Regions from separate parts of the Homo sapiens genome. Here region 2 is linked to region 1. The links are chromatin loops, found by intact Hi-C in ENCODE. Cell type or tissue: Caco-2. All regions are shown on one strand. Each heading gives the region's core, and the rest is flanking DNA. Links, peaks and the distances in the headings are about the cores only.

Region 1 (15,978 bases), core at 4,025-12,024:
AACCCCAGGTGTTTATTCCTTACTAGAAGTTGGCCTAATAGACATCAGGGCTTGGCAGGAGAGAGTGTAGGTTAATGAAAGGGGGTTGACTTACAGCAGAGTCAGGACAGGAAAGTAAACAGCAGAGATGGGGGGTTTTCTCCAAGTAAAAAGACTGTTCTGCAGACTAGAGCAACACCCTTAGTTCATGTGTTCACATCTTCAGATAGAGGTGACTGCTGTGAGCTGATTTAGCAAATACGATCATCCCTTCGCTCAGAATTCACCCCTCTATCCAGCGTTCTCGTGGTAATCTAGCTCCCTTCGTGGACTGTGTTCCAGGGCACATAATCGGCTGTCCACAGGCAGAATTCTGCCTATGCAATAATGAATTGGGGTCTGATTCACACTTCCTTGTGAGTTTGCTTGGCAAGTCAGTCTACCCAAGGCTGCTCAACTCCAGCTGTTTTGACAAATCAAGTTTGTAGATGGACCTAGGCTTCCATGGAGCCCTGTGCTTGAGAAAGCAGCACGTCTCCTTCCTTGATTTATTTCTTTCAAAATCCACTTTGTGGCCAGGCGCGGTGGCTCACGCCTGTAATCCCAGCACTTTGGGAGGCTGAGGCGGGTGGATCACGAGATCAAGAGATCAAGACCACCCTGGCCAACATGGTGAAACCCAGTCTCTACTAAAAATACAAAAAAAATTAGCTGGGTGTGGTGGCAGGTGCCTGTAGTCCCAGCTACTCAGAAGGCTGAGGCAAGAAAATCACTTGTACCTGGGAGGCAGAGGTTGCAGTGAGCTGAGATCACGCCATTGCACTCCAGCCTGGTGACAGAGCAAGACTCTGTCTCAAAAAAAAAAAAAAAATCCGATTTGTTACACTCATTTCTAGTCTTGAAATGGTCAGGTGCCTGTCCATCCTGTCACCGTATCCACTGCGTTGGAAAATATGAGTAAGACTGACAGGAAACTAGAAACGCCGCCTTTATGGGCTGCATTATGCCATCTAAAGTGTCATTTAGACAAAGTCACACCAGGGAAACTGGGAGGTGGAAGTCTAAAACACCACCATAGAAATTAGGTCATCGCTCACTTTTTATTTCCTAATTAAATGACACTAAAGATTCCTAGTCTTTCCAGCCATGCCAGAATCCCTTAGCATGAGGAGCAGGCTTCTCTTCCAGCCTCCAAGAAAATGGTTTTTTCGTTTGTTTTCTGCTCACAAACACATTTTAAAAGGCACCATTCAACTCGGCCCCTAACAGATGGAGCACCTGCCCCATCCAGTGTCAGGGGCTACAAACTTGGCCTTTCCACCCAGAACAGGATTTCCCTGCCTTTCCTCCTCTCCAACATTATTTGGAAGGAAGAGTTCCAAAACCAGTTCCTTCACAGGTGAAAAAGCCAAGGCCCAGACAGGTGTGAGGCGTGCTGCCCAGGGTCAGGTGAGCATGAACCACGGCATGCCAGAGGTTTCCAATTTGCTTTCTCAAAGCAGACAAACCACAGCCCTGGTGCAGAAGAGAATTAACTCAAGGGCTCAGGCTTTTGCCCTCGGTGACTGGGCGGTGATGTCTATGCCCCTGGAATGTCCTACCTAAGAGGAGTGCTTTTCCTTTCTTGGGGGCTTTGACCATAGGAGAGTCTGACGATATGATTTATGTCGGGGGCTTTGGGACATACCATCGCAATTCTGACCTCCAACTGGAAACTAAAGGCATTTGCACAAGCCTTCGAGAGCAGCTGGAAACTGAAGGTGGGCCAGGCAGGCGGTGCGTGATCGAGGCCAAACATCAGAGGCTCAGGTGATGTTTTCTGGTCGGCAATACTGTGAGTATTGTCACACCTCATACCGGTAGGAGGTAGCGCTGTCCATGACTCCACAGGGAGAGGAAAACCAGAAACTCCACCTCGGGACCCTCCCAGACCTCGCCCTCAACCTCTTTTGTTTGGCTTTAATTTGTATCCTCCTTTTGCCAGAACGAAACTGTAATCCTAAGTGTAGGGCTTTTCTGAGTTTTGTGAGTTGTTCTAGTGAACTACTGAACCTGGCGGGGGCGGGGGGTAGTGGGAACCCCTGAATTGATGAGGGTGGCCTGGGGAGCCCTGAACATGCAGCTGATGTCTGCAGGGTGGGCAGTCTACCGAGGAGGCCTGTGTCCTTAACCTGGAGTTTGGCCCAACTCCAGGTAGCTCCTAAATTAAAGCACATCTCCTAAATGAAAACACAGCCACTGCAACAGAAATCCTTGGGAGCAGGTCCTTGAAATCTCTGCCACCTGAACAGCTGGAAACAAGGATCTGAAGTGGGCATCATCCCGCTTCAGTGCAGGTGGACCTTGCAGTGCAGGTGGAGGGAGACACGTGGGCTGCAGAAGACTGAGGGGGCCTCCAGACTAGCAAGCTCATGTAAGAAGACCATTCCCATCCCACTCGTTTTGGCACACACCCAGAAGAGGGAAAATGTGAGGAAAGAGAAAGGGCAGAGGACTCTATCAGAAAACTCATCCTGGACCCTCATTAAATTCCAGCTAGGAAAATACCTCCTGCCTCTCTAGTAGTCGGTGACCTCCGCTTAGTATCAAACAGAAGCATTTCCTATTAAGCAACCAAATTCAACATGACCCAGGTGTTCCTCCTCATAAAATTTAACTTGCACCTGCATCTGATCAAGTCATTAGATATAACCTTAAACTTGTAGAAAATCCAACTGAAGGAATAAGTATAGTGAGACCAGGAAGAAGCAATTAGACAAATGTAAATGATGTCTGTAGGAAAACTAGTTTTGGTCTCTTCAAAAAGTCAGTGTCATGAAAAAAAACAGCAGTAATAGGGCAATTGTGGTAGGATAAAAATAAATTTATGATTCATAACCAAATGCAGTCAGCGTTACTTGATTTGCATAAACCAGCAGAAAAGGACGTTTGCGACTATTAGAGAAGTTTGAAGTTTTTAGATGATGTTGAAAATGTACTATTAATTACTGAGTTATGATAATGGTCTTCGGATCAGTAAGAAAATGTTTCAATTTCTCAGAGATGCATGTGGAAATATTTAGGGGTAAAATGTCATGAAGTCTATATTTACCTCCAAATACTTCAGATATGTATTTACCTTGAAATGCTTCAGTGCTCATGTTTTGCAGTACTGACTTGGGAACCATGTAAATGTTTTGCATAATTATAAAAACAAAATTACATTTAAAAATGCAAAACAACTGAAATTGTAAATGAAATAAATGAACCCAACTGTAGGTCAGGTTGACATAGAAAAGGATTATTTTAAGTGACTTTTATGAAACCCAGTATTTTGACTGCAAATATTGGATATTTGGACAAAAACCAGAAAAGAAATTTTAAAATGAATTCAGTATTGCTACTAATAATATTGGTATTGTTACTTTAACAGCATTAACAAACTTATTCTATCTGTCTAAAACGCATACAATGCAATGCAAATAATTGCTAATGTAATCAGGAACTAAGATTGTTCAGCATAAGATAAATGGGATACAAAAATTAAAATCAAAGAAATAAAAACTCTGAAATCTTAAAAATTAATTGAAAACAGTTAATTTTTCAACTTCATTTTTCTCTTAAAAAGCTCATATTCCCTAGCTTTGTACTTTTAAAGAACTATAGGCACTGAAAACACAGGGCAGTGAGCACTCTTGGTGTCTAGTTTAGTGGTCTCTTAATGCCATTTCCCATTAAAATGAACCAAGGCCTAGCGGGGTGCGGTGCCTCGTGCCTGTAATCCCAGCACTTTCGGAAGCTGAGGTAGGCAGATAACTTGAGGTCAGGAGTTCAAGACCAGCCTGGCTAACATGGTGAAACCCTGTCTACTAAAAATGCAAAAGAGGCTGGGTGCAGTGGCTCATGCCTGTAATCCTAGCAATTTGGGAGGCTAAGACAGGCGGATTACCTGAGGTCAGGAGTTTGAGACCAGCCTGGCCAACATGGGGAAACCCCGTCTCTACTGAAAATACAAAAATTAGCCAGATGTGGTGGCGTGTGCCTGTAATCCCAGCTACTCGGGAGGCTGAGGCAGGAGAACTGCTTGAACCCAGGAGGCGGAGGTTGCAATGAGCCAAGATCGTGCCACTGCACTCCAGCCTGGGCGACAGAGTGAGACTCTGTCTCAAAAAAAAAAAAAAGCGAAAGAATTAGCCAGGCATGGTGGTGCATGCCTTAACCCCAGCCACTCAGGAGGCTGAGGCAGGAGAATCGCTTGAACCCAGGAGGCGGAGGTTGCGGTGAGCTGAGATCACACCACTGCACTCCAGCCTGGATGACAGAATGAGACTTGGTCTCAAAAGAAAAGGAAAAGCAAAGGAAAAAGAAAAGAACCAAGGCCCCTGAAGAGACTGTGGATTCTACGCAGGAAATATACAAGATGAGCTAGAAGATCTTAAAGAAGGAAACCAACAGAGCCTACTGCGGTCATGTCCAAAGGACATAAGAGCTAAGAAAAAAGAGTGTCACTGTTCAACAACAGGATCATTTCAGCCTTGAAAAGTATAACTGCAATGTAAACAGGTACAATATTAAAAGTCCACTAGTTTGAGTAATACTGAAAATAAAACACATCACCTTGGGAGACTGCTAGGGCAACAATTAATTGTTTTGAAAATAGGTGAGTAATGGCAGTGAATCCAGTGTTTTGTCTAATTTTCCCACATAGTTTTTATTTGAAGGTGACCAAGCAAAAGAACTAATAACTGCAGAAAAATAATAGAATTAGAAAACAACGATTTTTCAACCACTAATTAAACAATGGCTCTGAAATGATTTATAACAGACGGGTTCACTGACAATCTGGACACACGAAGAGAGAGCAACAGGCATGAAGTGCACAGCATCACTGATGAAGTTTCCTTTGCCAAAAACGGAATCTGAGTCTGATCGAGTTTTTTTTTTTTTTTTTTTGAGACAGAGTCTCACTCTGTCGCCAGGCTTGAGTGCAGTGGCGCAATCTCAGCTCACTGAAAACTCTGCTTCCTGGGTTCAAGCGATTTCCCTGCCTCAGCCTCCCAAGTAGCTGGGACTACAGGCATGCGCCGCCATGCCCGGCTAATTTTTTGTATTTTAGTAGAGATGGGGTTTCACCATGTTGGCCAGGATGGTCTTGATCTCCTGACCTCGTAATCTGCCCACCCAAGAGTGCTGGGATCACAGGTGTGAACCACCACTCCCGGCGTCTAATGAAGTTTTTAGATATAACTATTAATTTACAGAAAATGTAGGGGACAATGGAATACTTAAGCAACATCATAGGATACAATTAGGCAATGCCAGACTGTATAGTAAGATCTACAGGACAAACAACCTTTTTTTTTTTTTTTTAACAAAGCCAAGAAAACAAAAAGGGGAAGGGAAAATTGTTAAAGACCGAGACACCTAAGAGACACAGCAACCAGGTGCGGTGTGTAGGCCTTGTTTGGATCCTAAATAAAAATAAACCAACTATAAAAAAGAATTTATAGGAAAATCATGGAATTGGAATACTGATATTAGATACTATAAAAGAATTCTTCCTGTTTAAGGTGTGATAAGAATGATTTCTTAGAGGCACATACTAATTATTGAGGAATAAAGGGGATCTTTGGGTTTGCTTTATTAAAAAAACAAAACAAAACAAAACACCATCTCTGTCGCCTGGCTAGAGTGCAGTGGTTCAAGCACAGCTCACTGTAATCTCAAACTCCTGAGCTCAAGCGATCTCCCTGCCTCAGCCTCCCTAGTAGCTAGGGCTACAGGTGTGCACCACCACACCCAGCTAATTAAAAAAACTTTTTTATGGAGACAGGGTTTGCTATGTTGTCCGGGCTGATCTCCAATTCCTGGCCTCAAGTGATCCTCCTGCCCCCTGGCTTCCCAAAGTGCTAGTATTACATATACTCTTTTCTTGACCTTGGAAATGAATCTACTGCCATGCCCTGCCAGATTTGCTTTAAGTAATCAAGTGGGACAGAATGGGAGGACCAAATAAAACAGAATTGGCCATATACTGACAACAGTGCAAAATGGATAATAGATATACAGGGACACATTCTACTATTCTTTCTCATTTTGTGTATATTTGTAATTATCCACAATAAAAGGTTTTTTTTTTCCCAAAAATGTCTCAGAAAAATTAACTAAAAAAGATGAACACAAATACGTATGATAAGATTGTGAACTGTCAAATTCTAGGTGATGAGAATATGGATGCTTATACTTTCTAGTGTTTGAAAATATTCACAATAGTAAGCAGAGCTTTTTTTTTTCTTGATATGGAGTCTCAGTCTGTCGCCCAGGCTGGACTGCAGTGGCGTGATCTTGGCTCACTGCAGCTTCCGCCTCCTGGGTTCAAGTGATTCTCCTGCCTCAGCCTCCTGAGTATCTGGGACTACAGGCATGTACCACCACACCTGGCTAATTTTTGTATTTTTAGTAGAGACAGGGTTTCCCCATGTTGCCAAGGCTGGTCTTGAACTCCTGACTTCAAGTGATCTGCCTGTCTCAGCCTCCACTAAGGTATAAGCCTTTTTTTTTGGTTTGGTTTGGTTTGGTTTTTTTGAGACAGGGTCTTGCTCTGTTACCCAGGCTGGAATGCAATGGCACAATCTCAGCTCAATGCAGCCTTGACTTCCCTGGCTCAAGTGATCCTCCCCACTCAGCCTCCTCAGTAGCTGGGACTACAGACAAATGACACCAGACGCCTGGCTAATTTTTATATTTTTTTGTAGAGATGGGGTTTCGCCATGTTGCCCAGGCTGGTCTCAAACTCTGCGGCTTACAGGTGTGAGCCACCCCAACTGGAGTTAGTAAGCAGAATTTTATTTTATTATTTTTTTTCAAGATGGAGTCTCACTCTGTCACTCAGGCTGGAGTACAGTGGCACGATCTCAGCTCACTGCAACCTCCTCATCCCAGGCTCAAGCGATTCTCCCACCTCAGTCTCCCTAGTATCTGGGATTAGAGGCGTGCGCCACCATGCCCAGCTAATTTTTGTAAATAAGCAGAATTTTAAAAGCACTTAAGGCAGGAGTATCCAATCTTTTGGCTTCCCTGGGCCACACTGGAAGAAGAAGAATTGTCTTGGGCCACACATAAAATACACTAACACAAACGATAGCTGAAGAGCTTAAAAAAAATTGCAAAAAAATCTCATAATGTTTTAAGAAAGTTTACGAATTTGCTTTGGGCCACACTGAAAGCTGTCCTAGGCCGCATGTGGCCCATGGCCTGCAGCCCACAGGTTGGACAAGCTTGACTTAAACCCAGCCAGGATTCAGAGCCATGTCAGACTAGAGGGATTATGAAATGTGGCTACAGACACCTAATGCTGGCAATTACCAGTAATCTTCCCCCAAATTCAATGCAAATGACAAAGTTCACCAAAAATGTTCAAACATGAACTACTAAATTATGAAGGGAATGAAAAAATAGGGACCTACAGAAAAGGAATTCATCTGACTAAACAGTGAAAACATGTTTATTATACTTACTGCAATCCCATGGAAGCTCAAAAGTTTTATGATATGGAGCTCTATTATATAGAGTTATAAATAAAGCAAGATAAAGCAGCTAACCTGCTTGCTACTCAGACACATTAACCAGGCTGTGACATCAGTAGCTGTTGCAAAACCACTGCTTATCGACCGAAATCCATAACCACAGCATAGTCTCATATCTTCCACGCCCACTGATAAGGATCTTCTTCATACCTGATAATGACGCACTGGTTCTCTCTGTCAATGATCATGTTTCTGTACATATTATCTGCAAGGGCATAGATATGTGGTGGGTTTTCATACTGTGCCTAGAAAAGCAAAAAATAATAATACATAAATAATAATAAAAATTTAAAAATAAAAACAAAATCATGGTCAGATAGGCAATACACTCAATTTCTTTTCCTGAATTTGGAAACGAATCGTGCACTATAGTTCCAATGCCTATCATTACATCTTAAAGGTTGCATGATACAAGAATTCATAAAACTTCCTAGGTCATCAAGGTTACACCCTCACAAAATTAAGACGGAATTTGGAAGCAGTCTCCCGTAGGCATATCCATGATTCAGCCTTCCGGATGTGCCCCGTGTCTTTAGACACTCCAACACCCCACCCTTCCACCCATACACGCCTCTGCAGGTGACAGTCCATTTCTAAATGTTTCTGTAGACACTTGGGCAACAGGTCTTTGGAGAGGCCTGCCAAACACCTAGATCTGACTTCTACCAGAATTCTAAACTCTTACATAATTTTTTCTAAGAGGCCACGTTGTAGATTCTGGGGCCTCAGAGGGAATTAGGTGAGATTATCTATGGATCAGAAAAAATACTTAAATCTTTCCATAAGAAGAGGGCAAGAAGGTGTGGTTCTTTAAAGGGATAAGCTAGTTTGGCCAGTTTGTTTCATCTCTATTGGAAAAAAAAATCCTACCACGCTAAGATATTCTCCTGGGTTTGTGATTTCATCTTATGGGATATCTTAGCTATGCACAAATATCAAACTAAATACATTTTCCATGCTTAATAAATTATCAGGCTGACTTCAGCCCTGCTTTATACAATTTCTTGACACCTACCTTTACCACAACCTCAAAAATTACTAAAAAGAGAAATACTTTGTTGAGTATATATGGAGAAAGAACACTCCTAGCCTGTAATCACTCCAAGCTACTTGGTAGGCTGAGGCAGAAGAGTTGTTTAACCCTAGGACTTGGAGTCTAGTCTCCACACACACACACAAATTTAATTAGCTGGGTGTGGTAGCACATGCCTGCAGTCCTAGCTACTTGGGAGGCTGAGGTGGGAGGACAGCTTGAGTCCAGGAGTTGGAGGACGCAGTGAGCTACAATTGTGGGAATAATAGCGTCCAAGCTGCAAGTCTCACAGTGTAAATGACGGATGGGAAAGCAATTTGAAAAGACAGAGTGATATACAAAGGTGAAGCTTAACGTACTTAATCCATCTTTGGATTAATTTACTTAATCCATTTCATTGTGCAGTGACTTACTGTAGAAAAGGGGGCCTGGCTGAGAAGTTGCTGCTCACTGCCATGCTCTGGAAGATGAGAGTTTGGTGGGGAGGGGTTAGGATGAGGGGGCTTTGTATCCGATACCCAGTGTTCTTCCCATGCTGTAGGCAGGGGGCTCATAGGGGGAGCTACCCAGTGAGGGCTGCAAGCTATGCCTAGGACTGGTCACCTAAAGAACCCTATGCAGGAACCAGAATATGTGATCTCTGCCTTAACCTTATGGTTAGGAGTGGATACCTGGATAGGACCTCAGGATATGGTTTTAAATGGACTTCTAGTCCACAATAAGATTGTGCAGGATTATTATAATTATTATTTTAATTTAACAGAGTTTAACTGAGCAAAGAATGCTTCGTGAATAAGGCCGCCCTGGAACAAGAATAGATTCACAGAGCCTCCAGTGCTGCCATATGCCATAAGATTTTTGGGCAGAAAAAGGAAAGTGATATACAGAAAATGGAAGTGAGGGCTGGCCCTGGCTCAGGCCTGTAATCTCAGCACTTTGGGAGGCTGAGGTGGGAGGATCACTTGAGGTCAGGAGTCCGAGACCAGTCTGGCCAACGTGGCAAAACCCAGTATCTACTAAAAACACAAAAATTAGCCAGGCGTGTTGGCAGATGCCTGTAATCCCAGCTACTCAGGAGGCTGAGGCAGGAGAATTGCTTGAATCCAGGAGGTGGAGGTTGCAGTGAGCTGAGATTGCAGTATTGCACTCCAGTCTGGTGAAGAGCGAGACTCCGTCTCAAAACAAAACAAACAAACAAAAAAATATATATCTAGAAAATGGAAGTGAGGTACAGAAACAGCCAGATTAGTTACAGATTAGTTTAGAATTTGCCTTATTTGAACACAGTTTGAATAGTTGGCCACCTTTGATTGGCCAAAACTCAGTGACTGGCAGAAAAGTAGGTTATAGTTTGTTTATACATCTGGTTAGGCTACAGTTCACTGTGCACAGAGAAACATTTAGCGCTGGGTGTGATGGCTAATGCCTGTAATCCCAGCACTTTCTGAGGCAAGGCCAGAGGATCACTCGAACCCAGCAGTTCCAGATCAACCTGGGCAACATAGTGAGACCTCCTCTCTACAAAAAAGAAACAAAATTAGCTGGACATGGTGGTGTGTGCCTGTAGTCCCAGCTATTTGCTTGGGAAGCTGCGGTCGGGGGATCGCTTGAGTCCTGGAGGTGGAGGTTCCTGTGAGCCAAGATCACAGCACTGCGCTTCAGCATGGGTGACAGAGTGAGACTTTGTTTCAAAAGAAAAAAAAAAAAGAAGAAAACATTTAGATCCAACTTAAAATATGTAAGGAGGCAGCTTTAGGCTAAACTTAATTTAACAATTCCCCTCTCTTGTTTTTTTTTGTTTTTGTTTTTAAATAGAGACAGGGTCTCACCATGTTGCCCAGGCTGGTCTTGAACTCCTGGGCTCCAGTGATCCTCCCACCTTGGCTTCCCAATGTGCTGGGATTATAGGCATGAGCCACCATGCCCAGTCCAATTTCCCTCTTTTGGTCATCCTCTCAATTTTGAGACACTGACCAAAACTTTAGGCACTGATGTCACTCTGTCACCATTGTAAAAATGTACTTACTTGTTCTCAAATATCATTGAGAAATAACAGAACAGTAGGGTTTGTAAGATTGGAACAAAGACTCTAGGTTACTTTTTGTAAGGGTTAGAGTAGAGCGGACCTCCTCCTGCTGGCATCTCCTGGTCTGTTTCTTTAAAGTTTCGATTATGTCACATGTAACATGAGTGATTCCATGTTGGTTTGGTTTGGTCTGGTCTGTTAGGGGCTACTGCATGAGATCAGTCCAAAACAATGGACTCTCATAATTTTGTTTAAAAATTCCCCTCTTTAGGTCAGGTTCTCACTTAGGTGAGAGTGTCACCAAAACTTAGCCCTTAGCACCCCTCTCAGTTACCCTCATTTTGGGTTTCTGGTCTCAAGTGCACAAACAACATTAATGACTCTTTGAAAATGAGAAAGTAGAGGACTGTAAGAAAGACACGAAGATGGAAAATGGAAGGAAATGGAGTGAAAAGCAAGCTATGGGCAGTGGGGGAAAGTCATTGCCCAGTAAGGCTTCAACGCTGCTGAACTGTCATACTTGACCTTTGCATGTCACTCTATATTTTCCAAACTCGTTTCCTATCTGTGGTCTTACTGAACCTCTCAGCTATCTGTGACAAAACTATAGAGTGGGCATTTCCTTTACCTGATTCTTCCCTCCCCTGAGACTCTCAAAGTCATTAGGACCTGACTTCAACTCCTAGCTCCATCACTCAGTAGATTTTAGTACTTCATCTCTCTGAGCCTCAGTTTCCTCATCTGTGAAATGGAGATAGATGTTATGACACAGCCAGCATCCAGGGCTGTTTTATTATTGCTGCAAGTATAACATAGTACATGGCACTCAGTAAATACCAGTTTTACAATAATCTGTTACTATTAGCAGTAAAATTGAGCATATTTTTTAGAAATTCTACATTTCCTTAAAGAGAACACTTCAAAAGATAAATGGTCTAAAAGGGATGTGTATACAGCAACCCTTTTCAGAAAACTGGAGAGAAACACACATGCACAGCACTACCATCTACAGCGCCTTGGCTGTCATTGAGGACGCCAAGCCAGCTCTGTGCGCCTGCTGATCAGGGCACTAGGGCAGGGCCAGCCTCTGCTGACAGTGTTTCCCTTGTGCTGGGCTCCCATAAAGGCAGCATTATCAAAGGTCTTTCGCGTGGCAGCCTCCTTCGGCTCCAGCTACCAGCACCATTCATCTGGCAACAATGGGGTGGGCTCTTGCTCTGGGTAAATTGCCTTCCACTTCAACTGATGAATTTGTGTGGGCTCTCTTTTGTTTGCTTTTTAGGGGTCAGGATTAATGAATACTCTTGTGCTTCTGCTGCAGTGGGAAGGAAAAGGAAAGGAAAAAGATGCAGAGATGGGGAGGCCTGGGGAAGTGATGAACCACAGAATAAAATATATTAAGGAGAATTACAGCTTCCATTTTTACTATACAACTGAAATGGCTATGGAGCTGATTATGAATAGGAACCAGGGTCAAATTAATAAATGAAGTAATACAAGATTCATTTTTCATGTTGAAGTCATAGTCATAGTTTAACAATGGTTCTGATTCTGCAAATCAGTACCCATTGCTCTATTTTTTTACCCATAACTGATTTTTATTCCTTAGATTTTTGTGGCATATATGGAAGCAGGAAGATCCCTAAGCTGTAGGTCCTACATCCTATTTAACTAATTTTCTATGCAAATAAGGCTCAAATATTAGACAGTCCTAAGCTTTTTTGAGCTCTGCTCTAAAAAGCAGATCATTGGCCAGGCGTGGTGGCTCACCAGCACTTTGGGAGGCTGAGGCAGGTGGATCACCTGAGGTCAGGCGTTCAAGACTAGCCTGACCAACATGGTGAAATACCGTCTCTACTAAAAATACAAAATTAGCCAGGTGTGGTGGTGCATGCCTGTAATCTCAGCTACTTGGGAGGCTGAGGCAGGAGAATTGTTTGAACCCGGAAGGCGGAGGTTGCAGTGAGCGGAGATCATGCCCAGCCTGGGCAACAAGAGCAAAATTCTGTCTCAAAAAAAATAATAATAATAAAATAAAAATAAAATAATAAAAATTAAAAAATAAAAATAAAAAGCAGATCATTAAAAATCAAACAATGTCACTCAAGTTTCTCCAATAAAAAATTCATAATAGAAAAGTGCAAAAGTACTGCTAACTTCAAGAAAAACCATGTCTGCATCATAAAAGCCCTAAATAAGGCAGTAATTTATGTGACACGTAACTTACCGCTCCTTGGTACATTTCAATTTCCTTTTCCCCAAAATATGGCATCTGCTTGAAAGGGTTGACTGAGATTAATACAGATCCTATATATGTCTGAATTTAACTCAGTTAAGGTCCATCATTAATATTCATAGCTACACATTTTTCAAATTAAGTAACCAGATGTTATCAAGAATTCACAATGACTGTCCAAGTGGAAAGTTTGTGTACTTGTTTTCTAAAAGATTACAAGTAAAGACGAAAGCAATCATCCAACTAGCACAGGCTTTATTCCTCCTAAGGAAGAGTAATAAATTACCAAGGTGCTACAAAATGAAATCATTATTTTAAATGAACTAAAGCACATTCTTTCAAGATGGGTGACACGTACAGCAAGGAGAAAAGAAAACAAAGGAAAAATGGCCAAAGAGTGAAAAAAGCAGTTATCAGTCCTCCCCTCAAATGATATGCATTTTTTCCTTTGAACTTTCGTATCCGTTAGGTACACTAAAAACATATTCATCAGCCGGGCGTGATGGCTCATGCCTGTAATCCCAGCACTTTGGGAGGCTGAGGTGGGGAGATCATTTGAGGTCAGGAGCTCGAGACTAGCCTGGCCGACATGGTGAAACTCCGTCTCTACTAAAAATACAAAAATTAGCCAGCTGTGGTGGCACACGCCTGTAGTCCCTGCTACTGTACTCAGGAGGCTGAGGCAGGAGAATCGTCTGAACCCATGAGGCGGAGGTTGCAGTGAGCCAAGATCATGTCACTGCACTCCAGCCTGGGCAACATAGTGAGACTCTTGTCTCCAAAAAAAAAATAAAAAAAAATATTCATCTACTTATTTAACAAATACAGGGATACAAGATGAACTAACAGCTCTGTTCTCCAGAAGCTTAGAGGAATTAAAAGGCATCAATGAGGTAATTTTCTGGCCAGGTGCAGTGGCTCATGCCTGTCTGTACTCCCAGCATGTTAGAAGGCCAAGGGGGTGGATCGCTTTAGGCCAGGAGTTTGAGGCCGGCCTGGGCAACATAGCAAAACTCCATCTCTAAAAAAACAAAAACAAAAACAAAAACATTAGCCAGGCATGGGGGCGTGTGCCTGCAGTCCCAGCTACTGGGCAGGCTGAGGCGGGAGGATTGCTTGAGGCCAGGAGTCGGAGGTTGCAGTGAGCCCAGATCAGAGGTTACAGCAAGCCAAGATCACGTCACCGCATTCCAGCCTGGGTGACAGAAAGAGACCTTGTCTCAAAATAACAGTAATAATCATAAATAAGGTAGTTTTCAGAGAAGAAAATTATAAACCCACCTACATCAGGTTTAGGGAAAGAAGGTATTATTTCTGCTTGGGGAATACAAGATGGCCTCTCAGAGAGGCTATGCTTATGCTGGGCCTTAAAAATTTTACACATTTTAATATATGAAAATAAATGAAGACTTATGATCACATGAAAAATATTTCCAATTATTCATTCAACAATCAACTAATTTGAATTGGGTGCTTACTTAACATGCCAGGCACTGTTTTAGATGCTCGGGATATGACAGTGAACAAAATAAATAGAATATATATAACTTCTTGACTTCATGGAGAGAATAAATATAACTTCTTGACTTCATGGAGAAAAAAAATCTAAACAACACACAGAGACATTCAAAACTGTTTCTTTCAATGATCAATTTCAAGGTGTTTAGAAATTTTACAAATAAATTGTTAAACAGAAAGTTATTTACAAATATATAGTTTTAGATAAAGACTTAAAACTATGAGATTTCCTCCCACAGGAGAACATTTTTATATTTACATATTAAGACCTGTGTACCATGAAAACCAGCCCAGGTGTTCAGTCAGATTGGCTGGTGCTGATGGAGATAAAATAGGACCTACCTGATAGTCTCATTTTACTTAAATAAAATAATTATAGAACACTCAGCACTGTGAGCACAGCACATAGTAATGGCTTTTCCTTAATTAATATCCTCTAAGGCACATGTTTTATCATGTAATATCTCAAATCATGATGCATGTTTCAAGTGTGGCTTAACATGCCAGGTGCTGTTTTAGAGGCAATGGTTTGTTAGTTTCTATTAGACACAGTGTTATTACTACTTAATACAAATCAATGTGAGATGGATCATATAATCATATAATTTTTTTAAAGATAATATTTTAGATTATTGTGCATATACAAAGGTAAGCATGCAGAATGACATGATTATGCTTTTACTTCTCTTTGTCACTGACCAGAAAGATCTTCATACTTGAAGGGGTGGAACATGAATTGCTATTAGGGAAGATGAAGTGGTTTTAAGACCACTTCAGCAGTGCCCAGTTCTGGTCTAAGGGCAGGCCATAGTGCTAAGAGAAAATGCTGATGAGACAGTGATTGAGCCATAACTGAAAATTACTGAAGAGTTATGGAAGAAGGGCCATGGAAAATGTATTCCCAATTGCCAAAGTCAGATGAGGCCAATGATAGATTAGTGAAAATTTAGGACACATACATGTACTGTTAAAATTATCAAGCAGGTAAGACGTCCATGATGCCGTAGCCAAGACTCAATAAGGCGTCATAAAATTAATTAAACACATATACATTTACATCTTAGCACCAAATAACAACCTATTTGACTTCAGGTTGACTGTCCCTTATCCAAAATGCTTTTTGCAGATTGTGCTTTTTTTCATATTTTGGAACGTTTGCATTACACTCACCACCAGTTCAGCATCCCTAACCCAAAAATCCAAAATCGAAATGCTCTGAAGAGCATCGTGTCGATTATCAAAACATTTCAAACTTTGCAGCATTTCAAATTTGGAATTTTCAGATTAAGGATACTCAGCCTGTACAGGGAAACTGAGGCACGGAGAAATTTTTAAAAGTTGCTTAAGGTCACACACTATAAGTGGCAGAGCTAGGATTCAAACTCAGGCAGTCTGGATCCCACGCCCATACTCTTAATCAAAAGCTAGAATGTCTAAGATAAGCAGGTACTGTTGCGTTAATATTATTACTGGTAGCCAGATTTAGCAAATAAAAACACAGAAAACTAGTTAAATTGGAAAGTCATTCAAACAAGAATTTTTTTAAGTATGTTCCAAATAAGTATGTTCCCCAGTAATATTTGGTACATACTTATAGTAAAAAGTAACTTGTTGTTTATCT
Region 2 (15,978 bases), core at 4,148-12,147, 83 kb after region 1:
AAGATGGAAAGAAATGAATCCCAAATTTTCAACAACTTATATCCCTTCCACCATCTAAATTTCATTAGGTTAACAGGTCAGTAGCACATCTTTAAAAAGTATAAATAACTCTGTTAAAGTAATACCTGTCAGTCATTTTCACCTTGATGAAAATTATTAATGTTTCAATCAAATTTTCTTTTCTGTTTATATGTAGCTAGTTCTGGCTCTACAATTCTATAATTTCATGGTTTGATTTCACTGCATGCAGCTCTCTTTTATTATTGCAGGGCAAGGGTGATATTCAAAAGAGATGAAAGGAAACAAAGACTAATTTCACAGTAAGGGTAACGTGAGGCTACTACAAGTGGAATGAAGCCCAACGGCTCTCTTCTTTAGCCTGAAATCTAGGTTCTAGATAAAAATTGGGATGCGTATAAATTAAATTTAAAAGCAAAAGTATCCTACCATGTTGCAGTAACTTAGCTTTTCCTTCCTTTACCATTTTGTGTCCTAAAACAACTCTGTGAGTAGAAATAGATAATGTAGACATTATTTCCATTTTGCAAATGAGGAACTGTGTTGTCTGAGAGGTTAAATCACTTGCTCAAAGTCACGGGTAAGGGAGAATTCAAAGTCTTCTAACTGCCGCTACTTCTTTTGTGAGACAAAAGTGTGTGATAGGATTTACTGTGTCCAAGAATGCTGCCGATTTAACGGGAAGGAATCCTGGGCTTTTGTACAGCAACACATTTACCTTCTCAAAATTAAAAAGTAAACCCATTATTTACAAATTACAACTTGCAATTAGATGGGAAGAAGTAAGCATGCTGATCTAGGATTTCCATTATGTGGCTGACACTAGGGAGGCCACGTCCATTCTCATTAGAATACACAGATTACTAACCTGACAGCAGCAGCAGTCCACAGACAGGTGTTTCTAGATGTAGTGTCCCCTGTGCTATAAATCCACAGCAGGATTGTCAGTGATGTGTCTGATGCTACAGCCACATAAACTAACTTTCCCCATCACTTAGATCAGGCATTTTTGCTACTACTGAACAGAAGAGAGTTCAGGAATTGACTTTGCTGGCGCTCTATTTTTTTTTTTAATTTAATTTTTTAGAGACGAGGTCTCACTATGCTGTCCAGGCTGGTCTCAAAGCCCTGAGACCAAAGCTCAAGTGATCCTCCCACCTCGGCCGCCCAAAGTGTTGGGATTACAGGCATGAGCCACCACGACCGGCCCTGGGATTCTATTGGATGCAGCCAATTTCTTTGTCAAGATTGGCTCCATGCTGTTATTTAATCAGGTGTTTCCTACTGTGTAGACAAACCTAACAGCTCTCCATCTTAAAAAAGGAGTGAGGAATTGAGCTGGACAGAGATGTGCATTCCAAATTTTTCTTTCCTTTTCATAAAGACTTGATCGTCTTATTTATCTGGATTGGCCATACACAGTAATCTCACTAGCTGACAGTTGCTTAGTAAACACAACTGAAGGACAATCCACTAAGAAATGTCACATTTCTTTTAAACTCTGAAATCCTATATCCCAGTTCCACATCTTGCTTTTCAAGTTTCTGTTTTAACTATCCAGCTTCATCACTATCTACTTTCTTTCTTTTTCTTTTTCTTTTTTGGAGACAGGGCCTCGCTCTGTTACCCAGGCTGGAGTGCAGTGGTGCAATCTTGGCTGGCTGCAGCCTTGAACTCCCAGGCTCAAGTGATCCTCCACCACAGCAACCCCCGGAGTAGCTGGGATTACAGGCACTCCACCACCGCGCCTGGGTAATTTTTGTATTTTTTGTAGAGATGGAGTTTTGCCATGTTGGCCAGGCTAATCTCAAACTTCTGGGCTCAAGCGATCCTCCTGTCTCGGCCTCCCAAACTGCTAGGCTATAGGTGAGAGCGAGGTATCTACTTTTGAATCTAGTCCATCTACTCACCAACCTCCCACACCCATTGTGAAATTACTACTACTACCCACAACCCTACCACACAACACTGGACCTATTTCCCATTGGTGAGTGGGTATCCTTCCTCTGAGCAAATGGACTTCCTACTTCTTTCTAGATCCATTCTCTTCCTGCCTGGCTTTCAGCTTCTAGTTTTTCATGCTTTTTTCTCCCTTTATTCCTATGTTTATAGTTGAAAGCTAAACCACAAGAGTGAGTTCAGTAAATATTTTTTGAGCTTCCACTATGCATCTAAGTAAACACTTCAGAACCAGCATATATCCTCATAGGAAAGAGCTACTTCTTCCTCTGAAACCCCCTGGAAATATGCCCAGGTAATAGGGAAGCACATGAAAGGTAAGCGACTTCCTGACTGAATAGACCAATTGCACTCAGTTTTGTGGCAGTGGATATAAAAGAAATATGAAGAACCTCTCGTCAGTGGGGCACAATGACTCACACCTGTAATAGCAATGTTTTGGGAGACCAAAGTGGAAGGATCGCTTGAGACCCGGCTGGGCAACATAGTGACACTCCATCTGTACAAAAACTTTAAAAATTAGCCTGGCATGGTGGCACACGCCTGTAGTTCCAGCGACTCAGGAAGCTGAAGCAGGAGGGTCACCTGAGCCCAGGAGGTCAAGGCTGCAGTGAACCATGATTATTGCATCACTGCACTCCAGCCTGGGTAACCAAATGAGACCCTGTCTCAAAATAAATAAATAAGTAAAAATAACTAAAAGTATAATTGGAATGTTTGTAACACAAAGAAATTATAAAGGCTTAAGGTGATGGATACCCCATTTATCCTGATGTGATTATTATGCATTGTAGGACTGTATCAAAATATTGCATGTACCCCATAAATATATACACCTACTTTGTACGCATATGTTGTTTTTCTTAAAAAAAAAAAAAAATGACCATTTTAGACGACTCCTGACATAAACACAGAAAAATGCTACCAAATGTCCTCCTTTTCCATTATGGTAACAGCATATTCCCCCCACTGGTGACAAAGTGGCAGAAACTGCTACAGGACCAAAGTAGAATCAGATGGTATCAATAAAACTGCCAACTTCATCCAAATATTCTCCAAAGCTTATTAAGTCTCTGAAAGACGATTATACAGAGATCACTTGGCAAGGGCTTTCTTTCGCAGGCCCTTCCAGTCACAATGCTGGGTCTTTGGGTTCAGCCTGGCAGGGTCAAAAACAGAAGGAAATCAGAGAGAAATTTGCCAACTCTTCCACACTGACTACAAGAATGATTTACTTATCAGACTGGCATATATGTCTCCCTCATTTTGCTCCATCCACTTAGATGTCTCACGTACAGGTCACACTTTCAGAAACCTCATAGAGAATTGCCAAGCAGACAAAGGAAGCCTATTTGCAAAAAACACATCCACCAACTCCTCCTCGCTAAGAATATCCCTGAAGAAGTTCTAACACATTTATTAGTGTAAAGATTTAACACAAAGATTGTCTCAAAGAGAACATTCACACCACACTGGGTCAAACCGTGAAAGAGAAAAACAAGGGCATTCTTGTGGCATCTAAGCCTACTCAGAATAATCTTTATTCATTATTTGCATAGCTCATGGCTTTATATTTTTATTATTAAAGTGCAATTTTGACGTTCAAATTTAAGAAGAATAAAGAACAAGATTTGGCACCACTTGGTGGATATATGTACTATCCTTGGTATGTAGTAAAAGGTGGACTAGCATCAAAGAGTGTGAAAACGACTCCAAGCTACTTTCAGACACTTCAGCTGGCAAGCGCAGGCTGCTACAGTATGAGATGTAATCTGCCAAATACCACAGAATGCAAGATTTTACGGATTTTGAAAGAAGCAAGTGATGATTCTGTGGCCACATCAGGAGAGCATGTTTTCTGCATCAATAAATCTGTGCCGAATATGAATAAAAAAAAAACCCACTTGGTTCTACCTCAAGGGCTGCTTTTCACCATTGTCCCACACATAAGCCAGGGCTGGAAAAGTACAAGAGACCCGGCCAGGCTTGCTCTCAGATCTCTTTGAAGTCCCCCACCTGTTTTCCTAGCTACTTGGAGGCCACGATGGACTTACATTTAAACTATATTAGACCTCATGCCTCAGAGATAGGCCACTGCTAAGCAGCCTGAGCATTTATTTACCAATTAACTTAGTCCGGCATTTTGAGAGGTAGTGGGAGAGACACGGACGCATTCAAATGACTCCCCTTGAGATGTCAGGAAAGAACCTGTATCATCTGAAGCCATGTGTGGCCCTGATTCATGCGGAGGAATGAGTGTCACGGACTATAAGCGGTGCTGTCTGCACACACTTGTTCTGATGCCTTTCCAATGAGAACCCGGCTGTGTGCTGTGGGCTCTCTCTGGTCACACAAAAAAACAAGTCCTGCAGCAACTCAAGTGTGCTACCCCCTCTCCCACTACACCCAAAATATTAACACAAAAGCAAAAAAAAAAAAAAATCTTGAAACTTTTTCTGGAATTAAAAAAAAACTAGGCCGAGTGCAGTAGCTCAGGCCTGTAATCCCAACATTTTGGGAGGCTGAAGCGGGCAGATCACTTGAGGCTAGGAGTTTGAGACCAGCCTGGACAACATGCCAAAACGCCATGTCTAAAAAAAATACAAAAATTAGCTGGGTGCGATGGCGTGGCCCTGTAGTCCCAGCTACTCAGAGGCTGAGGCAGGAGAATTGCTTGAGCCCAGGAGATGGAGGTTGCAGTGAGCCGAGATCATGCCACTGCACTCCAGTCTCGGTGATGGGAGTGAAACGCTGTCTCAAAAAAAAGAAAAGAAAAAACCCTAGATTCAAAGGGACATACATAAATAAGGTAAATAAGGTTTATTTATGTCCCTTTAAAACTAGCAGTCAGGCTTTCATAAGTAACTTTTATTTTTAAAATTATGTGTTTTTAATAGTACTTGAATTTTGGACATGTGTTGGATCATCTGAGAATTCTCTGATACCTCCAGTAATTCACATAGTACACCCCTGGTCTTTTTTTGTTTTGTTTTGTTTTTTAATTATACTTTAAGTTCTGGGATACATTTGCAGAACGTGCGGGTTTGTTACATAGGTATACACGTGCCATGATGGTTTGCTGCATCCATCAACCCATCATCTACATCAGATAATTCTCCTACCCCTCCCCTAGCCCCCCACCCCCTGACAGGCCCCAGTGTGTGATGTTCCCCTCCCTGGTCCACGTGTTCTCATTGTTCAGCTCCCACTTGTCAGTGAGAACATGCGGTGTTTGGTTTTCTGCTCCTAGGCTGGTTTGCTGAGAATGACGGTTTCCAGCTTCATCCATGTCCCTGCAAAGGACATGAACTCATCCTTTTTTATGGCTGCATAGTATTCCACAGTATATATGTGCCACGTTTTCTTTATCCTGTCTATCATTGATGGACATTTGGGTTGACAACTCCTAGTTTTAAAAAAAAAAATCTATGCTTATATAATACCTCCTTGCAGTTACTGAATTGTACAGTTATTGAATTGTTTATCTTTTACAAAGCACTTCTACTTTATTTCATTTGATTCTTATGGAGGTGTTTTATTATTATGAATATTTCCGTTTTACAGATGTAAAAATGGAGGGAACTGATTAAGATGACAAGAGCCAGGATTCAAACCAGGGCTCCACACTCTAAATTTCTATTGAATAATTTTTAAGTTTCCTAAGTTTACTACAGGTATGAAAACAAAACATAAGGCAGGCAATTATGATGAAACCTGCTCTGCTCAGGAATGGAGTTGTGTTATCCATATCTACAACTGCTGAGCTTGATTGTGATTTTTCTAAACATGAACATTCATCAGATATAATTCGTATAATATAAAGCACATGGTTTTATTCTGTTCTACAATTTCGCATTTGGCAGAAAATAGAGCTTTAGCCTACATTATGAAACTTAAAAGAACATTCAGACTACTATAGTCAAAAATATTTCGCTCGGCTGGGCACAGTGGCTCACGCCTGTAATCCCAGCACTTTGGGCAGCCAAGGCAGACAAATCACTTGAGGTCAAGAGTTCGAAACCAGCCTGACCAACATGGAGAAACCCCGTCTCTACTAAAAGTATAAAAAATTAGCCGGGCGTGGTGGTTTGCTCCTGTAATCCCAGCTACTCGGGAGGCTGAGGCAGGAGAATCGCTTGAACCCAGGAGGTGGAGGTTGCAGTGAGCTGGGATCGTGCCACTGCACTCCAGCCTAGGCAACAGAGCAAGACTCCATCTCAAAAAAGAAAAAAAAATCTCGCTCACAGAGTTCTTATAGGACAAAGTAAAATCTAAGCTTAGATATATCTTTACTCAATAAGGCAAATCACTTAAACATCCTCCATACATTTCCCTGTCCATGATGTGGCTAATATGGTTAAATTAAACTCCTTTTTTTCCTCCTACTCAACTGAGAAATGTCAGCGAAGAGTGTAAATTAATCAAACAAAATCCTTCTAAAGGAAATAAGCTCTGTGGTCTTTGCAGAGTCAGGTAATAGGTGTAACTAAAGTGGCCCTATATTGACAACTGCATTGTGAGGCAAGGCAAGAAAAAGTGTTCAAGTCTAAAAAAAAAAACAAAAATGAATAGATTGCTTAGGAATTTGGTAGCTGTCTCTACTTACAAATGAATTTCTATTTTCATTAATATAATTTTTTATAATAGCTATATAAACTAGATCAGTATTGACTTTTTTTTTTTTTTTTTGCTTGAAAGAGGAGTTGAAATGTCTTCCACAGCACATAGTACGTTCCTGACTCCCAGATCTGTGCTGAGCAAACTTTCTGAGTTTTTCAACCTTGGTCAATGAGAGGACTGTGTTTATTATAAATCCATGAAGGGATATCACCTGCTGAATTGCAGAGAACAGAGAAAAATGTTTCCTCTCTGGTTTTAGAACATCTCCTCTTAAGCTCGCTCCATAAAACACTCAGCCAACCCTGCCTGCAAGATGTCCTCAGTGCTGAGCCAGGACTGTCTCTATGGGCTCTCAGGAGTATTGGGGCTGGTCTCCAACCACCCTGCTAAGCTGGGAAAAACAGTAGGGGAGTTTCAACTATTGCTAACCTGTAACCACTTCCCACAGGCAGGAGGAGCAAGGTCCTTGAAAACCCATTTGGGTAAAAATTTAGAATGATATGGGGCAAACAGTGCAAGAGAACCAAAGACAGGGGTGAAACTACCTACAAAGGTCTATCAACATCTAAAAATAGACATTTAAACAATGAAGAGTGCACCCTATAAATAAAACATCAGGCTGGGCGCTGTGGCTCATGCCTGTAATCCCAGCATTTTTGGAGGCCGAGGCAGGTGGATCACCTGAGGCCAGGAGTTCAAAACCAGCCTGGCCAACATGGCGAGACCTCATCTCTATTAAAAATACAAAAATTAGCCAGGCGTGGTGGCACATGCCTGTAATCCCTGCTACTGGGGAGGCTGAGGCATGAGAATTGCTTGAACCTGGGATACAGAGGTTGCAGTGAGCCAAGATTGTGCCACTGCACTCCAGCCTGGGTGGCAGAGCAAGACTCTGTCTCAAAAAAAGAAAATGTCAATGACACATTTTATTCAACTTGAAGTAGTAATAATGGGTACTAAACTCTTCCATTTTATCAAACCTCAATAGACAGAAACCTTTCAGAGCCTTCCTCTCCACTGGTTCTAATGGATGGTGTGGAATGATACACAGTGCTTGGATACAGATTTTATGTGTAACAAGAGATGTTTTCCTGTTCCTGGTTTTCTAACCAAATATTTGACTGACCTTCTGGTTTCCAAATGGAGACAGAAATGTAAGATAGCTTGGTTATTTGACGTACAAAACCTTTGACCTAACTGACTCCATACTGTAGAATTGGTATTTCTCAACTTCACTACCCCGATATTCACAGTAGTCCAGCCTCCTATTGACTGCCTTCATCCAGAACACAGCCCCTCCCAAGAGACACAAAAGGGCAGCTCTGGGCATGTTAGGCTCCCATCCCAGACATTCTTCATGTTGATTCATCTGTGTTTCTCTCCTAATAGGGTTGTTCAGTCACCCAGTTTCCTTCTCGTTCCTATAGTCAACTTCCAATTAAAAGGTCTCCCTACTAAGAATTTTAAAAATTCAGTCCATGTATGGTGGCTCCAGCCTGTAATCCCAGCAGTTTTGCGGCCAAGGCCTGAAGACTGCTTGAGCCCAGGAGTTAAAGACCAGCCTAGACAATATAGCGAGATACCTTCTCTACAAAATTTTATATATACATACTTTTTTTTGTTTTTTTTTTTTTTGACAGAGTCTTGCTCTGTCGCCTAGCCTGGAATGCGGTGGCACAATCCCGGCTTACTGCAACCTCTGCCTTCTGGGTTCAAGCAATTCTCCTGTCTCAGCCTCCCTAGTAGCTGGGATTACAGGTGTCCGCTACCACATCTGGCTAATTTTTTTGTTGTTGTATTTTTAGTAGAGACAGAATTTTGCCATGTTGGCCAGGCTAGTCTCAAACTCCTGACCTCAGGTGATCTGCCTGTCTCGGCCTCCCAAAGTGCTGGGATTACAGGCATGAGCCACTGCATCTGACCTCTACAAAATATTTTTTAAATTGGCTGGGCATGGTGGTGTGCAACCTATAATCGAGAAGCATGAGGATCGCTTGAACCCAGGAGATCGAGGCTGCAGTGAGCCATGATCGTGCCACTGAACTCCAGCCAGGATGACAAGCGACACCTTGTCTCAAAAAAAATAGCAATTTTTTAAACCCCGCCTGATCGTTAAATTAAATAAGGCAAACTTTTCACATTAACCTTTTTTTTTTTGAGGTTCTATTTCCGTGATGTGCTGTGTTTTTGTTTTACTTTCTCTAGACAGTCTAATTTCTATGGACTATTGGAAGGAGGAGGAAAATTGTCAGGAAAAAGTAATACTTGAGTTGGTTTTCTATGACGTCACTCACTGTGTTTTTACCATGTGTAGTATCAAATAACAGTAGCATCAAATGACATGTTTACAATTGCCTTTGCAAATAACTGCCGTTTCTAAGTTCATTACTCCTCTTACTATTTTTTATTTCTAATTTGCTTGGACATTTAATGTCCAAAGTAAAACTAACTTTATAATATTTGGTTTTTATTCAGGAATAAAATCAGGAAGGATTTAAGAAAAATCTTCAGCCAGGCATGGTGGCTCATGCCTGTAATCCCAGCACTTTGGGAGGCTGAGGCGGGAGGATCACGAGGTCAGCAGTTCAAGACCAGCCTGGCCAACATGGTGAAACCCCATCTCTACTAAAAATACAAAAATCAGCTGGGCGTGGTGGCACACACCTGTAATCCCAGCTACTCGGGAGGCTGAGGTAGAAAAGCTTGAACAGGGGAGGCAGAGGTTGCAGTGAGCTGAGATCCCGCCACAGCACTCCAGCCTGGGACAGAGCGAGACTCCATCTCAAAAAAAAAAAAAAAAAAGAAAAAAAAGAAAAAAAGAAAAATCTTCAAAGAACATAAAATTCATTTTAATTTTTAATTTTTGGGCATATATAAGTAGGTGTATATGGATATTTTGATACAGGCATGCAATGTGTAATAATCACATGATCGAAAATGGGGTATCCACACCCTCAAGGATTTATCCTTTGTGTTTCAAAAAATCCAGTAATACTCTTTTAGTTATTTTTAAATGCACAAATTATTATTGACTATAGTCTTTCTGTTGTGCTAGCAAACACTAGATTTTTTTTTTCAATAACATTTAAAATACACTTCATGAATTTGCATGACATCCTTGCTCAGGAGCCATGCTAATCTTCTCTGTGTCATTCCAATTTTAGTATACGTGTTACTGTGAGCATGCAAATGCTAGCTCTTATTCATTCTATTATTTCTAACTATTTCTTTGTACCCATTAACCATAACCCCTGTCTCCCCAGTTCTCCTTCCCAGCCTCTGGTAACCATCATTCTATTCCCTATCTCTATGAGTTCAATACTTTTAATTTTTAGCTCCCACAAATAAGTGAGAAAATATGAAATCTGTCTTTCTGTGCCTAGCTTATTTCACTTAACATAATGACCTCCAGTTCCATTCATATTCTTGCAAATGACAAATGACAGGGTTTCATTCTTTTTTATTGCTGATTAGTACTCTGTTGTGTATCTGTACCACATCTTCTTTATGTGATGAATGATTTCATTCATCATTTGATGGACACTTAGGTTGATTCCAAATATTTGCTATTGTGAATAGTGCTAGGATAAACATGGGAGTGCAGCTATCTCTTCCATATGCTTATATCCTTTCTTTAAGGTATACACCTACCAATGGAATTGCTGGATCATAAGGTAGCTAGCTCTGTTTTTAGTTTTTAAGGAACCGCCCTTCTGTTCTCCACAGTGGCTATACTCATTTATATTTCCACCAACGGTGTATGAGAGTTCCCTTTTCCCCTTTTCTTCACATCCTTGCCAGCATTCATTATTGCCCGTCTTCTGGATAAAAGCCATTTTTACTTGGGTGAGATGATACCTCATTGTAGTTTTCATTGGCATGTCTCTGATTTTCAGTGGTGTTGAGCACCTTTTCATACACCTGTTTGCCATTTGTATGTCTTCTTTTGAGAAATGTCTATTGATATCTTTTGCCCATTTTAAAATCAGATTAGATTTTTTCCTACAGAGTTATTTGAGTTCCTTCTGTATTCTGGTGATTAAACCCTTGTGAGATGGAAAGTTTGCAAATATTTTCTCCCATTCTGTGGGTTGTCTCTTCATTTTGTTGATTTTTTCTTTTGCTGTGTGGAAGGAAGCTTTTTAACTTGATGTGATCCCATTTGTCCAAAAAATCTTTGCTTAGACCAATGTCCTGGAGTCTTCCCAATGTTTTCTTTTAGTAGTTTCATAGTTTGAAGTCTTAGATTTAGGTCATTCATCCATTTTCATTTGATTTGGTGAAGTGTGTTGCTTGTAGGCAACAGATCCTTGGGTCTTGCTTTTTATCCATTCAGCTATTCTATGTCTTTTGATTGCAGAGTTTAGTCTATTTACATTCAATGTTATTACTGATAAGTGAGGCCTTACTCCTGCCACTTTGTTATTTGTTGTCTGGTTGTTTTGTGGTCTTCTCTTCCTTCTGTCCTTCTTTCCTATCTTCCTTTAAGGTGATTTTCTCAGTTGGCACATTTTAAATTCTTCCTTTTTATTTTCTGTGTACCTGTTGTATGTTTTTTAGATTTGAGGTTACCATGAGGCTTGCAAATAACATCTTATAACCCATTATTTTAAACTGATCACAACTTAACATCGATTGCATAAACAAAAAGCAAAAAGACAACCAATAAAAACTCTATAATTTTGTCTCCCCACTTTTTAACATTTTGTTGTTTCTATTTATCTTACTGTACTGTCTATGCCTTGAAAAGTTATTATTTTTTATGGGTTCATCCTTTCATCTTTCTATTTGAGATATGTATAGTTTACACACTACTATTATACTGTTATAATATTCTGTGTTTTTCTGTGTACTTACTATTACCAGTGAGTTTTGTACCTTCAGATGATTTCTCATTGCTTGTTAACATCCTTTTCTTTCAGATTGAAGAACTCCCTTTAGCATTTCTTGTAGGATAGGCCTGGGGTTGATAAATCCCTCAGCTTTTGTTTGTCTGGGAAGGTCTTAATTTTTCCTTCATGTTTGGAGGATATTTTTGCCAGATATACCATTCTAGAGTGAACTCTTTTTTTTTTTTTAATGCTTCAGCACTTTATGCCACTCTCTCCTGGCCTGTACAGTTTCCACTGAAAAGTCTGCTGCCAGACGTGTTGGAGCTCCATCATATGTTATTTGTTTATTTTCTGTTACTGCTTTTAGGATCCTTTCTTTATCCTTGACCTTTGGGAGTTTTGTTATTACATGCCTTGAGGTAATTTCCTTTTAGTTAAATCTGCTTGGTGTTCTATAACCTTCTTGTACTTAAACTTTGATATCTTTTGTTTGGGAAGTTATCTTATTATCCCTTTGAATAAACTTTCCACCATTATCTCTCTCTCTCTACCTCCTTTAAGGCCAATAATTCTTGGATTTGCCCTTCTGAAGCTATTTTCTAGATCTTGTAGGTGGGCTTCATTCTTTTTTATTCTTTTTTCTTTTGTCTCCTCTGACTGTGTATTTTCAAATAGTCTGTCTTCAAGCTCACTAATTCTTTCTTCTGCTTGATCAGTTCTGCTACTAACAGACTCTGACGCATTCTTCAGTACGTCAATTGCATTCAGCAGCTCGAGAATTTCTGCCTGATTCTCTTAACTTACTTCAATTCCTTTGTTAAATGTATCTGATAATATTCTGAGTTCCTCCTCTGTGTTACCTTGAATTTGAGTTTCCTCAAAACAGCTATTTTAAGCTCTCTTTCTGAAAGGTCCCATATCTCTGTCTCTCTGGGATTGACCCCTGGTCAATTTATTTCATTTGGTAAGGCCATGTTTTCCCAGATGGTTTTGATGCTTGTGGATATTCATGGATGTCTAGGCACTGAAGAGTTAAGAATTTATTGTAGGCTTCACAATCTGGAGTTGTTTGTACCCATCCTTCTTGGGAAGGCTTTCCAAGTATTCAAAGGGACTTGGTTGTTATGATCTAAGTTTGTGGACACCACAGCCGTATCTGCATTATGGGGTACCCCAAGCCCAGTAACACTGTAGTTCTTGCGGACTCGTAGAGGTACTGCCTTGGTGGTCTTGTGTAAGATCCAAAAGAACTCTCTGGATTACCAGGCAGAGACTCTTGTTCTTTTCCTTTACTTTTTCCCAAACAGAGTTTTGCTCTCTGTGCTGAGATGTGTGGAGCTAGGGGAAGGGTGACAAAAGCACCCCTATGGCCACCACCACTGGGGACTGCAGGTCTGACCTGAAGCCAGCACAACACTGGGTCTTGCCCAAGGCCTGTATAATTATCTGGCCTATGTTCCCTCAAGGCCCTAGGGCTCTACAATCATCAAGTAGTGAAGCCAGCTAGGCTTGTGTCCTTTCCTTCAGGACAGCCCTGGGCCCAGGTAGGTCCAGAGATGCTATCAGGGAACCAGGGTCTGGAGTCAGAAATGTTAGAAATCTACTGAGTACTTTATTCTACTGTGGCTAAGCTGGCACCAAAACCACCAAAGTCCTTCCCACTCTTACCTCCCACCTTTCCCCAAGCAGGTATCTCTTCCCGTGTTCTCCACCCCACAGGCCCACGGGGAGTGCTGCCAGGGCACCACCAATCAAAGAGCATAATATTTAGATTCAATAAATACAAGCAGCCATTAGCCAGTCAATAGGCACTAGAATCAATAGGTACTAAAAGACCAAGAACTCAAACCAGCATGTCATTTTTTAAAAATCAACTCATCTGTTTGCATATTGATAGGATATGACCAGAGCTTTCAAAATAACTTGAAGTACTTTATTTAGAAAGACAAACAGAAAAAATTTTAAATGCCTAACTTTTTATGAAGAAAAAACATCAAGAAAGAAAGAGGCTTGACCAATCGGGTAGACAGAAGAGCCACTTCTCCCTGAAGATGAGGGACTTCAGAAGCCACAGCAGATTAAACACATTGAGCCCACTGGAAGCTCTTTTCTAAAAGCAATCAGATAATGGTACACAGAATGGCTAACAGATCAGACAGGCAGTTGAAGTATTTAAATGAGAGAGAGAGAAAAAAAAAAAACCTAAGCAAAGTGCAGAATATTGCAGAAGAAATACAGCATAAAAAAGCAAAGGTATCAGGACTGAGAGTTTAACTCTTACCACACATTACCCTCTCTGAGCCTCAGCTTTCTCTTGGGGAGCCTCAAAATCCTGTGCTCAAGGGATTCTCCTGCCTCTGCCTCCTGATTAGCTGGGACTACAGGCACATGTGCCACCACACTCAGCTAATTAAAAAAATGTTTTTAGAAATAGGGGTCTTACTATATTGCCCAGCTTTACCAGCTTATTAGAAGCCAGTGGGTTAAGCATTGACCTTTAACTTTGGCTTTTCATCTGCTGTCAAAAAATAGAACTGCCTAACTACTTTTATACTTCCTGTGATACAAGATGATTGAGGAAAGACAGGGAAATGCAAAGAGAGAGGTACCAGGAATAGAACATTGTTAACAGCTGGCATGCCCTGACTCAGGGAATGGAGGGGTATTTAGCCTGTGGATGCTAAGGATGTATAGAATATTTACCAATTCTCAGAGTCTCTAAGGCCTTCTGTGAGTTATCCATGGTTTAGACACATGTCTGGATTAAAGAGTTACTGTTACTTTCCTCTGCTTTCACATAAAACTTCCTTAAAGCTGTGACAACAATTCTGGGGTAGAGGGATGAGGTTTTATCCAGCAGTTGCATTGCTTTCTTTCTAAAAGACTTTCAAATGCAGCTAAAACACGTGGAGGTAGTACTTCCGAATGCATGTGAGTGAATATCACTTTATAGTTTGCAAAACACTTTTTATATAATTGGTTCTTAGAATTACTTGATTCCTGGAATCAACATTTTTTCCTTCTGAGATTGTAAGCAAAGGTCTGGCTCCCACTTCTGAATCCCTCATTCAGCTAGGCAGAATTAACACATCTTTCCCCTTCTTCCACTTGTGCTTTCTTGACCTCAGGATGACGAGGTGCATCACTGAACATCCAGCCCCCGACCAGGGACCTATTCAGAAGCACGAACTGCAGGCTGTGTCCCACCATGGATCACATTCAGCCCAGACTCAGCTCCTTCTGCAACCCTGCCAAAGAGCCTACGAATGACGGCCCCATAGCCCAGGCCACTCTATTAATGAAGAAGAGTGCACTGGGACACTTGAGGAGAACCTGTTTTGTCTCATGTTTTTGAAGCAAGAGTAAAAAATGGAATGCCTCAAAATGCTACAATCCCTCTATATTCAGGTGAGGGAGATTCTTGTAATTCTGTGGGTTATGACATGATATCCATTAAATTATAAGAACTATGGATAAAATTATTAATATTTTCAAAAGACAATGTTTTAGGAAATATCCCATTCAAATCAGTAACAAGGGTAATAAAATGCCAGTAATAAACTTAAGAAATGGGGAAGATGGCTGGGCATGGTGTCTCACGACTGTAATCCCAGCACTTTTGGAGGATCACTAGAGCCCAGGAGTTCAAGACCAGCCTGGGTAACATGGCAAAACCTTATCTCTACAAAATAAACAAATAAAATTAGCTGGGCATGAAGGCACACAGCTGTAGTTCCAGCTACTCAGGAGGCTGAGATGGGAGGATTGATTGATCCCAGGAGGTGGAGGTTGCAGTGAGCCCTGATCATGCCACTGCATTCCAGCCTGGGTGACAGAGCGAGACCTTGTCTCCCAAAAAGAAAAAAAAAAAAAAGTGAAAGAATTGTGTAAAGAAAAGCATAAAGATGAATGGAGGCCCCTGAAAGAAGGGCTGATGGGGAAGGACACCATGTCTGTGGGTATAAGGCATCAGTTACAAAGACGTTCACCTTCTCAAAGTGCTCTAGAGCACGGGTTCCCAACCCCGGGGCCATGGACCCGTGCTGGCAGTGGCCTGTCAGGAACCGGGCTGCACAGCAGCAGGTGAGTGGCTGGTGAGCAAGCATTACCGCCTGAGCTCCGCCTCCTGTAAGATCAAAGCAGCACTAGATTCCCATAGAAGCACAAAGCCCATTGTGAACCGAATATACGCAGGATCCAGGCTGCGCGCTTCTAATGAGAATCTAATACCGATTATCTGAGGTGGAACAGTTTTCTCCCAAAACCATCCCCACTCCACACCCCAGGCTGCAGAAAAGCTGTCTTCCACGAAACCGGTCCCTGGTGCCAAAAAGGTTGGGGACTGCTGCTCTAGAGGGTTCATGCTACTCCAACCAAAGTTCCAAAGAGATTTTCTTATGGAACTTTGACACATTGATTCTAAATTTTATCTGGAAGAGTAAATGAGTATAAATTGCCAAGAACTCACTTAAAAAGGAATTTAATTAGTAAAGTCTTGCCAAAAATAAAAATTAAAACATATTCCGAAACTAGAGTAATTATAGAATGT

What was found. A loop is a pair of places that touch in the nucleus more often than their neighbours do. Peaks named below come from ENCODE experiments on the same cell type or tissue, not always from the same donor. Only the 100,000 strongest peaks of a DNase experiment are listed, where the experiment ranks them.
Region 2: a loop joins it to region 1, with 2.3 times the contacts of the local background. A loop is called at or near these places in 2 of 110 quality-filtered maps.

Annotation. Positions count from the first base shown.
Region 1 is chr15:59,248,590-59,264,567 of GRCh38, forward strand. It overlaps MYO1E (myosin IE), which reads right to left. Exons shown (of 28, transcript NM_004998.4): 3 at 12,831-12,920; 4 at 7,695-7,789. Among named protein-coding and RNA genes, the nearest start is that of LDHAL6B, 50 kb to the left of the region's middle. In Caco-2, for the core only: no CTCF peak of the experiment used is centred there; DNase peaks (open chromatin) are centred at 7,252, 7,612 and 8,132.
Region 2 is chr15:59,331,636-59,347,613 of GRCh38, forward strand. All of the region lies in intron 1 of MYO1E (myosin IE), which reads right to left. It also overlaps the pseudogene RNU6-212P. Among named protein-coding and RNA genes, the nearest start is that of MYO1E, 33 kb to the right of the region's middle. RefSeq lists an enhancer at 3,943-4,012. In Caco-2, for the core only: no CTCF peak of the experiment used is centred there; a DNase peak (open chromatin) is centred at 7,909.